2 separate regions of the Homo sapiens genome follow, and region 2 is linked to region 1. A link is an interaction called in ENCODE POLR2A ChIA-PET data of the cell type or tissue named here. Cell type or tissue: GM12878. All regions are shown on one strand. Links, peaks and the distances in the headings refer to the core of each region. The heading gives the core; the rest is flanking DNA.

Region 1 (7,961 bases), core at 1,308-6,307:
AATACTTTATTTCCTAGACTTAAAATTGTGATTTCCATTACACTTAATTAGTATACAAAATATTATTTTTAAAAGACAGGTTCTCAAACTCAAGGATTAACAAATATTTGCAAAGTGATCACCAAAGTCTTTGTATATTTGTTAACAAAAACACAAATCCAGAATATAAAATCTATCTGAAATTATCTAAGCCAACATCAAATTATTTAAATATGACTCAGCTTGTATAAAGAGAAAATTAAAATCTTCCTTACATACAAAGTTTTGTACACAATGGGTTTTATCAGTACAGACTTTTTTTTTTTTTTTTTTTTTGAGACAGAGTTTTGTTCTTGTCGCCCAGGCTGGAGTGCAATGGCGCAATCTTGATCTTGGCTCACTGCAACCTCCACCTCCTGGGTTCAAGCAATTCTCCTGCCTCAGTCTCCTGAGTAGCTGGGATTACAGGCACCTGCCACCACGCCCAGCTAATTTTTGTATTTTTAGTAGAGACAGGGTTTCACCATGTTTTCACCACGTTGGGCAGGATGGTCTCAAATTTCTGCCTCATGGGTTCAGTAGAGTAGTAATCCCAGCTACTTGGGAGGCTGAGGCAGGAGAATGGCGTGAACCCAGGAGACAGAGCTTGCAGAGAGCCGAGCTTGCACCACTGCACCCCAGCCTGGGCAACAGAGCGAGACTCTGTCTCACAAAACAAAACAAAACAGAAACCCAGCCTGATCACTCCTGACCTCGTGATCCACCCACCTTGGCCTCCCAAAGTGCTGGGATTACAGGCGTGAGCCAACGTGCCCGATCTTTTTTTTTTTTGATACAGAGTCTCGCTCTGTCACCCAGGCTGGAGTACAGAGGCGCTATCTTGGCTCACTGCAACCTCTGCCTCCTGGATTCAAGCAATTCTCTTGCCTCAGCCTCCCGAGTAGCTGGAACTACAGGCACCTGCTACTTCGCATGGCTAATTTTTCTATTTTTAGTAGAGACAGGGTTTCACCATACTGGCCAGGCTGATCTTGAACTCCTGACCTTGTGATCTGCCTGCCTCGGCCTCCCAAAGTGCTGGGATTGCAGGGGTGAGCCACCACGCCCGGCCTCGTCAGTAAACATTTTTAAAAAACAAACCAAACCAGCCACCATTCCTTAAACTCTTTGTACAAATATGTGCTAGAAGCTAAAAGGACTTTTAATAATTTCAAGATTACATAAAGAAATACATTTTTTGTTGTTGAAATTACAAATACTTTTGCTTTTGAACTTATAAACACTTTTGGGATTCAGTCCAAAGCTTCTAGAGAACAGTTTTAATAAATACATTTAAATTTTTAGTAGAGATGGGGTCTCACTTTGCTGCCCAGGCTGCTCTCGAACTCCTGGGCTCAAGCAATCCTCTGTCCTCAGCCTCCCAAAGTGCTGGGATTACAGGTGCAGTTTCAATATTAATGTGGATTTTTTTTCCTCATTAAAAAAGGAAAGAATTCTATCTGAAAACCATACTTAACATAGAGTCCATTTTCTCCAGTAAGTTCTCCCTCAAAACCAGTCATAAGCTTTCACATATAAGCTCTTCCCACAACTATTTTGAAGAAAATTTGCTTCTGTACACGTTCTCCTTACTCATTTAAAATGAGATTTTGTAGTTATTTGGTGACAAACTATTATTTAGATGACTTTGTCCAAATATGTACTGATATCAGACAAAAAGTAAATATCTGCAAATATCTGAGGCTGTCTCAATTTAGACAATAAGAATTTTATTCACATGACTACTGAAGTTAACTGTTGATTCAAATAAGATGTTCTATGTTGATTAATGCCATTACTCCACAAATAGTCCCTTTTTCCAAAGCTACGTTCAAATTTCGTATGGCATGCATTTCACAATGAGGACCCGGATTCAGGGAGTAGGTTAGAAAGCCTATGATGAGTCATGACAAGCTGACTTTGACTAATAGTCATCCCATTAAAAAAATGAAAGCCACAAACATGGACAGAAACCAGTCATAGAATATTTTAGGATATAATGCATAGAATGATTCCCTCAAACAAATCAGTCCTCCAGAAGCACAGGATGAAAAGGATGTTTGGGAAATATTTTCTGTAAGGTCACCATATTAAAAATTATCCTATACCTATCTTTATTTTTTTCAGTCTTCCCAACAAAGAATCTGCTATATAATTTCTATTAACAGCTCTAAAAGATGGGGAAAATATTTTATCCTCAGGCAGACACTTTCAGTTTCTTTTTCTTGGCTTTCAGCACTGGAGGCAGAGAAATTTTAAAGGCTGTCCTGAAATTACAGAGAGGAAAACATTTTTTAATGTTCTAGAGCTGTGAAGTATTAGCCACCCACACAATCTCAAAGATACTTACTCGCACGTAGTACAAATGGGGCTGAAATTGCAGAATACTGTAAATTAAAAAAAAAAAGAAACAATAGGGTGGCTGAAAAACAACACAGCTGAGAAACTGTTTTCCTGCCCCCCAACATAGAAAAAAAAGAAAAACTAGGTACATTAACTTACTTGACAAACACACAGAACAGACATAACCAATTTCAATGAGATTTCGATGACAGAAGCAAGCAGCCCTGTAGTCAACATGAACTGGGGGTGGGAGGATTAACTGAGATCTCTGATCTTGATCGGGAAGAAACACCCACTGTAAAACAAACAAACAAAAGAAACTTTTATTTAAAACATGGGAAAAAAATAACATGAAGCCCACCCTTCTAGGCCTTGGAACTCCAAGGCCTCCATTTATTCCCTTCTCCTGAGTACTAGCACCAGCCATCTTGCTTCCATTCCTTTCCCAGGACACAGAGGTCATCCTTCCCTCCAGGCATCAGGGTCGCCGCTGCTGTCTCCTTACCAGCAAATACTGCAGAAGAGAAGGCATCTGAGGCACCTTCAGGTACAGTCCTCCCGTGATGTCACAAGCCTGCAAGACACAGGCGGCTTGCTGCCAAACTCGCACTTACCTAGGGTTTCCAGAGGAATGAGGTTCTCATGAGCAATGCCTTGGGCCTACAAAATCAGAGGAGGATATGACACTGCAGATTATTATTATTTTATTTTTATTTTTATATTTTGACAGAGTCTTGCTCTGTCGCCCAGGCTGGAGTGCAGTGGCACAATCTCGGCTTACTCCAACCTCTGCCTCCTGGGTTCAAGTGATTCTCCTGCCTCAGCTTCCCCAGTAACTGGGATTACAGGCATGCGCCACCATGCCTGGCTAATTTTTGTATTTTTAGTAGAGACGGGGTTTCCCCAGTCACATGGTAATTCTATGCTTAACTTTTCGAGGAAGTTCTGAACTGTTTCCTGAAGTGGCTATACCATTTTACATTTCCAGCAGCAATGTAGGAGGGATCCAATTTCTCTATATCCTCACCAATATTTATTATTAGCTGACTTTTTGATTACATGTGTCCTAGTGGAGTGAAGTAATAGCTCATTGTGGTTTTGATTTGCACTTCCCTGGTCGGTAATGATATTAAGCATCTTTTCATGTGCTTCTTGGCCATTTGCAGATCTTTGGAGAAATAGCTGTTCAATCCTTGGCCCACTTTGAAATGAGTTATTTGTCTTATTTTTGAATTTTAAGAGTTCTTTATATAATCAGAATACTAGTCCCTTTATCAGATACATCATTTGCAAATATCTCTCCCAGTTGTCTTTTTACTTTCTTGATAGTGCCCTTGGAAGCACAAAAATTTTTAATTTTTATGAGATTTGTTTTCATTGTATTTTGTTAATTTTATTATGTAAAAAGAAACTGTGAGATGGCTTTATTCTGTTCTCTTTAAGAAATAACACTTTTTTGTCCAGGTGCAGTGGCTCATGCCTGTAATCCCAGCACTTTGGGAGGCCAAGGCTTCAGGACTGTTTGAGCCCAGGAATTCAAGACCAGCCTGAGCAACATAGTGAAACCCTGTCTCTACAATAAATTTAAAAAATTAGGCCGGGCGCGGTGGCTCACGCCTGTAATCGCGGATCACTTGAGGTCAGGAGTTCGATACCAGCCTAACCAATAGAGTATAAAACCCTGTCTCTACTAAAAATACAAAAATTAGCTGGGCGTAGTGGCGGGCACCTGTAATCCCAGCCGCTTGGGAGGCTGAGGCAGGAGAATCGCTTGAACCCAGGAGTTGGGGTTTCAGTGCACCGAGATCGTACCATTGCACTCCAGCCTGGGCAACAAGAGTGAAACTGTCTCAAAAAATTAAAAAATTAGCCAGGCATTGTAGTGCATGCCAGTGGTCCCAGATACTTGGGAGACTGAGTGGGAAGATCATTTGAGCTGGGGAGGATAAGGCTGCAGTGAGCCATGATCATGCCACTGCATTCCAGCCTGGGCAAGAGCAAGACTCTGTCTAAAAATAAAATAAAATAAAATAAAAATAAAACTCTTTTGAATTTGGTCCTCTTTTTCCAAACTTTTGCTATCTTCAGAGTTTTCCAAAGACACAAAACACTCAAGCTCTCCTGGTTGCTGACACTAAGGTTTCCTGTCCATGTTAATAGTTTTTCCCAACAATCATTCATCTATTCATTTCATAAACACAGCTTTCTCGCTTTAACACAGCAGTGCTTCCATTTACACTGAAAACCCTAGCTCCGATCCTAGGACCCTGAGGCTCCTCTGATAGTACAGTCCTGGTTCAGTTGGTCCGTTAGATTCATTTACACATTTAACAACTGTTTTAGAGCACTGTGCAGGGTTACAGCAGTAAACATCACAGTGTCCATCCTCATGAAGTTAAGGTTCTAGTGGAGAAGGCAGAGAGTAAATCAGGTAAGTAAATGCAAAAATAATGTTATAGGTTATGATCATTTCTATGAAGAAAAATAAAGTAGGCTAAGGGGAGAGGGAGTAACACTAACAATGGTGGTCAGGGAAGGCTTCTCTGAGGAGGTGGCACAGAAGTAGAGACGTGAAGGCAGGCAGGGAGTAGGCCATGCAAACACCTGCGGGAAGAGCTTGCGAGCAGAGAGAACAGAAAGTGCAGCGCCCCTCTGGCCGAAGCAGGCCTGTTTCAGGCAATAGCAAGGGGGCGGTGGGGCCGGACTGAAGAGGGAGAGTGTGGAAGATGCGGGGCAAAAGGTTCCCAGGAGCCTCAGCAAGCAGCATCTGGAAGGCCCTGGCAGGCCCTGACTCTGGGTTTTAGTCAACGTATGATGCTAGGCTATGGGAGGGTTTTAAGCAAGTGAGCAACAGGTTCTAATTTATATTAGGTTGGTGCAAAAGTAATTGCAGTGTTTACTGTTAAAAAAAAAAAAGGCAAAAACCACAATTACTTTTGCACCAATCTTGTATTTTGAAAGCTTCATTCTGACAGCTGTTCTGAGAACCAACTTTCACATTTTTTTTTCTTAAGAGGGAGACAGGGTTTCCCTGGAGTGCAGTGGCATGATCGTAGCTGACTGCAGCTTCGAACTCCTGGCTCAAGCAATCCTCCTGCCTCCACCTCCCGAACAGCTGAGACTACAGGCGTGCACCACCATGATAGGCTAATTTTTTTGTATTGTTTATAGAGATGGTGTCTCGCCATGTTGCCCAGGCTGGTCTTAAACTTCTGAGCTCAAGCCATCCACCCGCCTGAGCCTCCCAAGTGCTGAGATTATAGGCATGAGCCACTGAGCTCAGCCAGGATATATTTTAAAGGCAGAATCAACAGGATTTGCTCATGGTTATGAAAGGAGGGAAGAGAAGAGACAAGGAAGAGTCAGGTTTTTGCTTGAGTTGCTGAGTGAACTGCACTGCCACTTAGGGAGATGGGGCTACCAGTGGAGCAGGAAGAGGCTGAGAGGACAAACCAAGAGCTCTCTGCTTTTGACACATGACACTGAAGATGCCTGCCAGACGTCCAAGAGGAGGTACTACGTACACGGCTGATTCTGCAAGTCTGGAACTCAGGAGAGTCTGGGACTGGACTAGAAAAATGAATGTGAGGGCTGAGGAGGTAGAGCTGGTATGTGAATTCATGGCAGAGACAAGATCGTCTTGGAGTTAATAGACAATGTGTAGACTGAAATGTGTTGCTAAAAAATGAATTCAAACTTTTTGAATTTTTACTACTGAAATATAATATGTACAAGAGTCTGTATACATAATGTGTAAGTATGGTTTAAATAATAAAATGAACATCATATACCTACGATCAAGCTGAAGAAACAGTACAATCTCAGAGCCTTTGAAGCATGTAAATTTTCCCATTGGACCTCGCTCTCCCCATCCTTCATCCCCAGCAGTAACCTAAATTCAGGGTTTGTCATAGTTTTGTGCTTGTAACTGATCCTTTAGGAAACAACATTTGTGGCCAAAAAACATCTAACAAAAACTCAGTAATTTCTTCAGACTTACTTTAGGGTTTTGTTTCCCTTTCGGGTTAAAGTAAAATTCAGTTTTTGTCTTTTAGTGCTGCCCAACGGAAATATAACGCAAGCAATATGTAATTTAAAATTTTCCAGTAGCTCCATACGTAAGGGGGAAAGACATAGATAAAATTAGGCTGAATAACATATTTTATTTAACCCAATATACCCAAAGCTTTCATTTTAAATTGTAATCAATATAAAAATCACTAATTGTCATAACCACCGACACAAAGCATGGTTTTAAAACATACCTGTTGGAGGAGCCCTGAGTCGGAGTCTAAAACACAGGCATCAATCAAAATATTCTAAAAGAAACATTTTGAAAATATTACAGGAATAATAACAATAATGATTACCCTATACTGAGAACCTACTACATGCCATACTCTATGCTTAAAATAGCTCACTCAATATGCAACGTGACTCTGCACGGCAGATATTTGCATTTGGCAGCTGAAGCACCCAGGACATGGCTGGGCTGTGGTCACAGAGCCAGCGGGTGAGAAAGCTGTCACCCCACTCGGCATGTCTCCAAAGTCCAGGCTCTTTTCACTACATCATGCTGCCACTCCACAACAGAGAACATTATGCATGGCTATAGCAGCATTTTACATTAAAACTGAAATTTTAAGGAGGTTTTCTTTCTTCATAAACACACCAAAGAAGAAAATGTATTATACTTCATCTGAACATTTCAGCTCTTTGCAAAGTAAAAATACTGAATTTTTACAGCTTCGCCACAGCAACAAGATAAAGAAACTGATGCAAGGTTTATACAGCAAACTGTCAAACCAGGGATTCTTGGCATGGGGTCCAAGGATGGGCTAAAGGTTACCTGAATACCATGAAACTCTATGCAAAACTGTGGTTGAGTGCATATTGTTTTGGGAATGCATCAGATTCTCAAGTGGTCCAGGACCCAAAATAGAGAAAAGACTAGAACATAATACAGATTCTGGATTCCTTGCCCATTCATAAGCCTACGTAGTCAGAATACCTCAGAGTAGAGCATTCAAAAAATGAAATTGACTCCTTCGTTATGAAACAAATACTTTAAACGGCAGGCTCTCAGTTCACCTGTTTCTGTGCTGCAAAGATGACATTCATGAAGTTCATATACTGCAACGCACTGTCTTCTGCAGCCTTAATCACCTAAAAATCACAGTCATGTTAATTCCACCCAGGCACATGCCAGTCCTCTCACACCAATGTCACACAATATACTGCGAACCACAACCAACATTATTCCAGTTTGTCTTCCCATTTATCATTGTTAAATGATACCTAAAGTATAAAGATGACAGTAACATTTCCCCCGAAATCCCGCTCCACGTAACGGTTTGATGAACTCATTCTGGAGAGCACCTACATGGGCAGGTATATACATGCACACCCAAAACACAAACACACACATACACAAAATAAACACATACGCACATATACCCAAAATACACACACGCCCCCAAAATACACACACCTACCCACCCAAAATACACACATGCACCCCCAAAATACACACACACACCCAAAAATACACACACTCCAAAATACACACCCAAAATACACCCATACCCCAAATACACACA
Region 2 (5,000 bases), core at 1-5,000, 96 kb before region 1:
GTGGTGTCAACGCGGAGGCCCACGCGCATCAGCATGGCCCACAGGACATCAGACAACTCTGCAAAGGAGTGCAGCCTGCACAGGTCATGCTCGCTTATGTACAGTGGGTCCCTCTGTGAGCTACCTGGACTGAGTTTCCCCCTGACGGCCCTGAACTATTATCCCATAAAATAATAGACACACATGTAACACAGACCCAACTGTTTCTCATGTGAAAGCCAGTCAGCTCCGAGACGGTCTCAAACACTAAGGAAGACCTGGTGCTCCAAAAATATCAGAGGCCATCTCCCAAAGGGAGGTCTTGCCCCAGACTAGGTTTGGGTTGTGACCTCCCAAAGCGCACTGGACCAGGCAGCCAGAAACAGGCTCCCAGGCCTGGTTCTGCCACTGAGGGATCAACTGGATGACCATGAGTAAAGCACCGACACTCAGTGGCTTCAGTCACCACCTCTGCAAAATGGAGATGAACGAGACAGGGCCCCTCCAGCCACAAAATTCCAGACCTTTGGCTATGCTTATAAAAACATAAGCATTTTTTTTTAACTAAAAAAAAAAAAAAAAAAAAGACACCCTCTTGTCCGGTGGTTTCCACAAGCACAGGCAGTGCTTGCTTTGCACAGTAAAGACCTTGCAATCAAAACCATCCGAAGCATCCCTATTAATCCATGGGAAAAATGGTTTGCTCTGTGGCCTTTAAAATTGTTGTTAAAACATTAAAAACTCTCTTATTGTTGGCTATATTGTTGGCCAACAATAAGAGAGTTGTTTTTCGGTTTTTTTTTTTTTTTTTTTGAGACAGAGTCTCGCTCTGTCGCCCAGGCTGGAGTGCAGTGGCATGATCTCGGCTCACTGCAAGCTCTGTCTCCCGGGTTCACACCATTCTCCTGCCTCAGCCTCCTGAGTAGCTGGGACTACAGGCGCCCGCCACCACGCCCGGCTAATTTTTTGTATTTTTAGTAGAGACAGGGTTTCACGTGTTAGCCAGGATGGTCTCGATCTCCTGACCTCATGATCCGCCCGCCTAGGCCTCCCAAAGTGCTGGGATTACAGGCGTGAGCCACAGCACCCAGCTAATAAGAGAGTTATTAATGTTTTAACAAAAAATATAGGGAAATGAAAAAATGGTAAATCTATCTTTGAAACATTAGAAGCACTGAGTATTAAAGTCTTTTGTCTGTTATTTAAAAAAAAAAAAAAGTTTATTAGGGTAGTTTGAACAGTGCTTGGTTCCTGCTGTGTAAATTGGCAAGCTGGGTGACCTGATGCAGAGCAAGCATCTTTCCTAATACTTGCCAAATTGTCCTATTTTTTTTTTTTTTTAGCTTTTTTTTTTTTTTGAGACAGAGTCTCGGTCTGTCACCCAGGCTGGAATGCAGTGATGTGATCTTGGCTCACTGCAACCTCCGCCTCCTAAGTTCAATCAATTCTCCTGCCTCAGCCTCCTGAGTAGCTGGGACTACAGGCGCCCGCCACCACAACCAGCTAATTTTTGTATTTTTAGTAGAGATGGTTTTGCCATGCTGGTCAGACTGGTGTCAAACTCCTGACCTCAGGTGATCCACCTGCCTCGGGCCCCCCAAAGTGCTGGGATTACAGGTGTGAGCCACTGTGCCTGGCCTGTCCTATTCTTTTCTACGTCTGAACCCACTTGCAACATTGCACCCTTTGCACAAACCTTCAACGTCCTGAAACATTGCCGAGCACCACTGGTGGGTTATCAGCATCTTCATCACGACACCTGCCGCACGTAGGCTGGTAAATGCACCTGCACCTAACTGCACGGCTAGGTACTGTGGTGACTGAAATGGGAACCATGCTGCTGGGGAACAGGTGTTAACTACACTGTGGAAACTAACATGTGTGCATTACTGGAATTGTGCAAAGGGAGGACTCCTGTGATCAAGGCTACCCATGAGTGCTGTGGCAGGACTTGCTTGAAATAAACAGATATTCACACTTGGTAAGGCAGCAGTGAATGAAATAACTACTAACAGAAACAGTAATGGCAACAGTAGCAAGTGCTTACACCAGAGGCTCCCAAGCCGTCTCAGTTCTCAAAGCCCCTTGTGTCTCAGTGATTTTTTTTTTAAATTGGGCAGGCTCTGAAGCCAGACCAGCCTCAGAGAGACTCCCTCTGTGATTTTTCCACAGCACTCCTCAGCCAAAAGAAATAGCCAAGAGAGCTGTGTATTAAGTAGTGAATAGTGTAAGTTCACGTGGCAGCTGAAAGATGGTGCTATGACTATTAGTTACAAAGTTAAAATATCCCACAGTGCCCCCTGAGTCTGCTGGCACTACAGGGCATTGGGAACTGCAGGTCTAAGCAGGAACTTACGTGCGTGAGCCAGGCTAAGCGCCCAGAGCCTCAGGTAGGAGGCGGTGTTGGAGATGCATCCCAGACAGTACTCGATGGAATGGATTACTTGGGTCATTAATATTTCTCCAAAATTAAACTGAGAGAGATCACACAACATATGTTAAGAGTCATGATGTTACATGTGTACTTCTACATGCCAAGTGGGTTCCACTTCAAGGATTACAATGAAAGAGCTGCCGGCTGGATGCTGGTAAGAACACGCTAGAGTGTGAGGAACAGAAACCCCAGACGCACTCTGTTCACCACTCTGCCACTACCCAGCTCCATGACCAGACTTTACCACCCCAAATCCCCACCTTCATCAGCCCCACTCCCACCGCACGCCTCAGACTCCCCTGTGTAAACCAAGAAGGTAGACCAGAGGAACTGCCGTGGCCACAGCTGCTATACTAATGGGATTCTGGGGCAGGTCTCAGTAATTATGAAACATCTACTGATAAAATAGGTATTCACCAACCCTAAGAGTAGACTGCGATTCACTAGATGTGAGCATTCTAAGTAGAGCCAACCAGGGAAAACTATGCAAGGGGCCCCTGACAGGGAAAGGGCTGCAAAGCACCAGGCAAGGTGACTCTCATGCGCTTTCCAGCTCTGCTTTTGTTTCTCTATGATCCTAGAACTTAATTATTAATTGTCCCGAATTAAAACACGAAATTACATAATAATTACAAAATGTTGATTATAAGACATTTTGTTTGGTCCTCACTAAATGGCCAAAATAAAGTTTCCATGAAAAGAAAGGAGGCCATGCTCTGCTGTCTTCCTGGGACTGCACCTCTGTTCTTTGCGGGGAGCCGCTACTTCCCTGTCCAGCCTCGTACCCCCAACCACACTGGCTCTGAATTATGTTCCCAAAAGTCTTATGCTGAAGCCCTAACCGCAATGTGACTGTATTTGAAGACAGAACCTTTGAGGAGGTAATCAAGGTTGAGTGAGGTCAGGAGGTGGGCCCTGACCCACTGTGACTACTGTCTTCTGGGAAGAGCAGGAGAAACAGGGGTGCAGGCACAGAGGAAAGGCCCTGTGCCGACACAGCAAGCTGAGCAGGGAGGCCTCAGGGGAAAGCAGCCTGCCAGCATCTCAGTCCGGGCCTGCCAGCCTCCGGGGCTGTGAGAAACAAGTCTCTTGTTGAAGCCACCCAGTCCGTGGTATTTTGTTATGGCAGCCCCAGCGGACTAAGATAGCAGTCACTGGTCCAGGGGACTGAGAACGCAGTCATTGGTAAAGGGGACTAAGGCAGCAGTCACTGGTAAAGGGGACTGACACAGTGGTCACTGGTAAGGGAGACTGAGCAGACACCGGTCCAGGGGACTCAGGCAGCAGTCACTGGTAAAGGGGACTGACACAGTGGTCACTGGTAAGGGAGACTGAGCAGACACCGGTCCAGGGGACTCAGGCAGCAGTCACTGGTGAAGGGGACTGAGGCAGCGGTCACTCGTAAAGGGGACTGAGGCAGCAGTCACTGGTCCAGGGATGGCAGGTATTTGGGGATTCTTTCCTAATAGTAACAAGCTGGTAAGGGCGCTTTGCTCTCTAATGGAAAGACTGAAAAAATAAGCCCAGGGCAACTTGTGACCATGGTTCTAGCATCATGGGGCCAACTGACTTCACAATATAAAGAAAACTTACAAAGAAAAAAAGCCAACCAAGGCCTCTTGGAATTGGAGACCCCAAAACTGTAATTATCCTGAAACCAACTCTACCTCTGTCCTGCCATGAGCCAGTAAAATCCCTTCGCAATCAGAAAAAACTGGGTCTCTATTTCTTGCAACTATGGAAAAGTTCTGACTGACCCAAGAAGCTTCTGAAAGCAATGTTCATGGCACCTTAAGTCACTCCAATCATAACTCTTAATATAACAGCAGAAATCCCACTGGCGAAGTGAAAGGACAAAATGACCCGAACTCATATAATGCCACCAACTCTATCATCAAACAGCATTTGGAAAGCGCTGGTTTCTCATAGTTGTGGAGGCTGGAAGTCCCATTTTCTTAACCATTTTTTAAGATGATTAAATATTATCTTAACATGATTATCTCTATGGAAGCTTGGTTACTTATCTAAGTTTATCAATAGCAGTTGAAAAGATTTACCTCTTCACACGCCATTTCTCTACATCCATCTTCCACCTGGTGATTTCCCTCTTCTATATCTTGGCTTCCCAGCAATGAAACTTCTTCCTCACTATCTTTCCTTATAAGTGTGTAGCCACTCTAACAACCAAAAGAGCACAGAGTCAGTGCCTGTAAAACCACAAGGTTGTGACAAAACCAAACTTGTATAGTTTCTTTGTTTCTCTTAATGATTCAGCTCTTTGAGAATAAAAAAGTTCTTTAGGCTAGGCACAGTGGCTCACACCTGTAATCACAGCACTTTGGGAAGCCGAGGCAGGTGAATCACCTGAGGTCAGGAGTTCAAGACCAGCCTGTGCAACATGGCAAAACCCCGTCTTTTACAAAAAATACAAAAATTAGCAGGGCGTGGTGGCGGGCGCCTGTAGTCCCCCTATTTGAGGGCTGAGGCAAGAGAATTGCTTGAACCCGGAGGGCAGAGGTTGCAGTAAGCTGAGATAGTGCCACTGCACTCCAGCCTGGGCAACAGACGAAGACTCCAGTCTCAAAAA

What was found. Peaks named below come from ENCODE experiments on the same cell type or tissue, not always from the same donor. Only the 100,000 strongest peaks of a DNase experiment are listed, where the experiment ranks them.
Region 2: POLR2A ChIA-PET joins it to region 1 with 7 read pairs; 3 of 35 experiments call an interaction of 5 or more read pairs at or near these places.

What each region holds. Positions count from the first base shown.
Region 1 is chr12:123,654,490-123,662,450 of GRCh38, reverse strand. GTF2H3 (general transcription factor IIH subunit 3) reads right to left here. Exons shown (of 13, transcript NM_001516.5): 8 at 7,453-7,527; 9 at 6,627-6,680; 10 at 2,867-2,935; 11 at 2,521-2,656; 12 at 2,369-2,405; 13 at 1-2,285. The coding sequence ends at 2,216. Among named protein-coding and RNA genes, the nearest start is that of TCTN2, 13 kb to the left of the region's middle. RefSeq lists an enhancer at 1,914-3,113. In GM12878, for the core only: no CTCF peak of the experiment used is centred there; no DNase peak of the experiment used is centred there; H3K27ac peaks cover 2,308 bases.
Region 2 is chr12:123,751,873-123,756,872 of GRCh38, reverse strand. ATP6V0A2 (ATPase H+ transporting V0 subunit a2) reads right to left here. Exons shown (of 20, transcript NM_012463.4): 17 at 4,471-4,590; 18 at 2,336-2,453; 19 at 1-58. Among named protein-coding and RNA genes, the nearest start is that of DNAH10, 7.9 kb to the left of the region's middle. In GM12878, for the core only: no CTCF peak of the experiment used is centred there; a DNase peak (open chromatin) is centred at 2,662.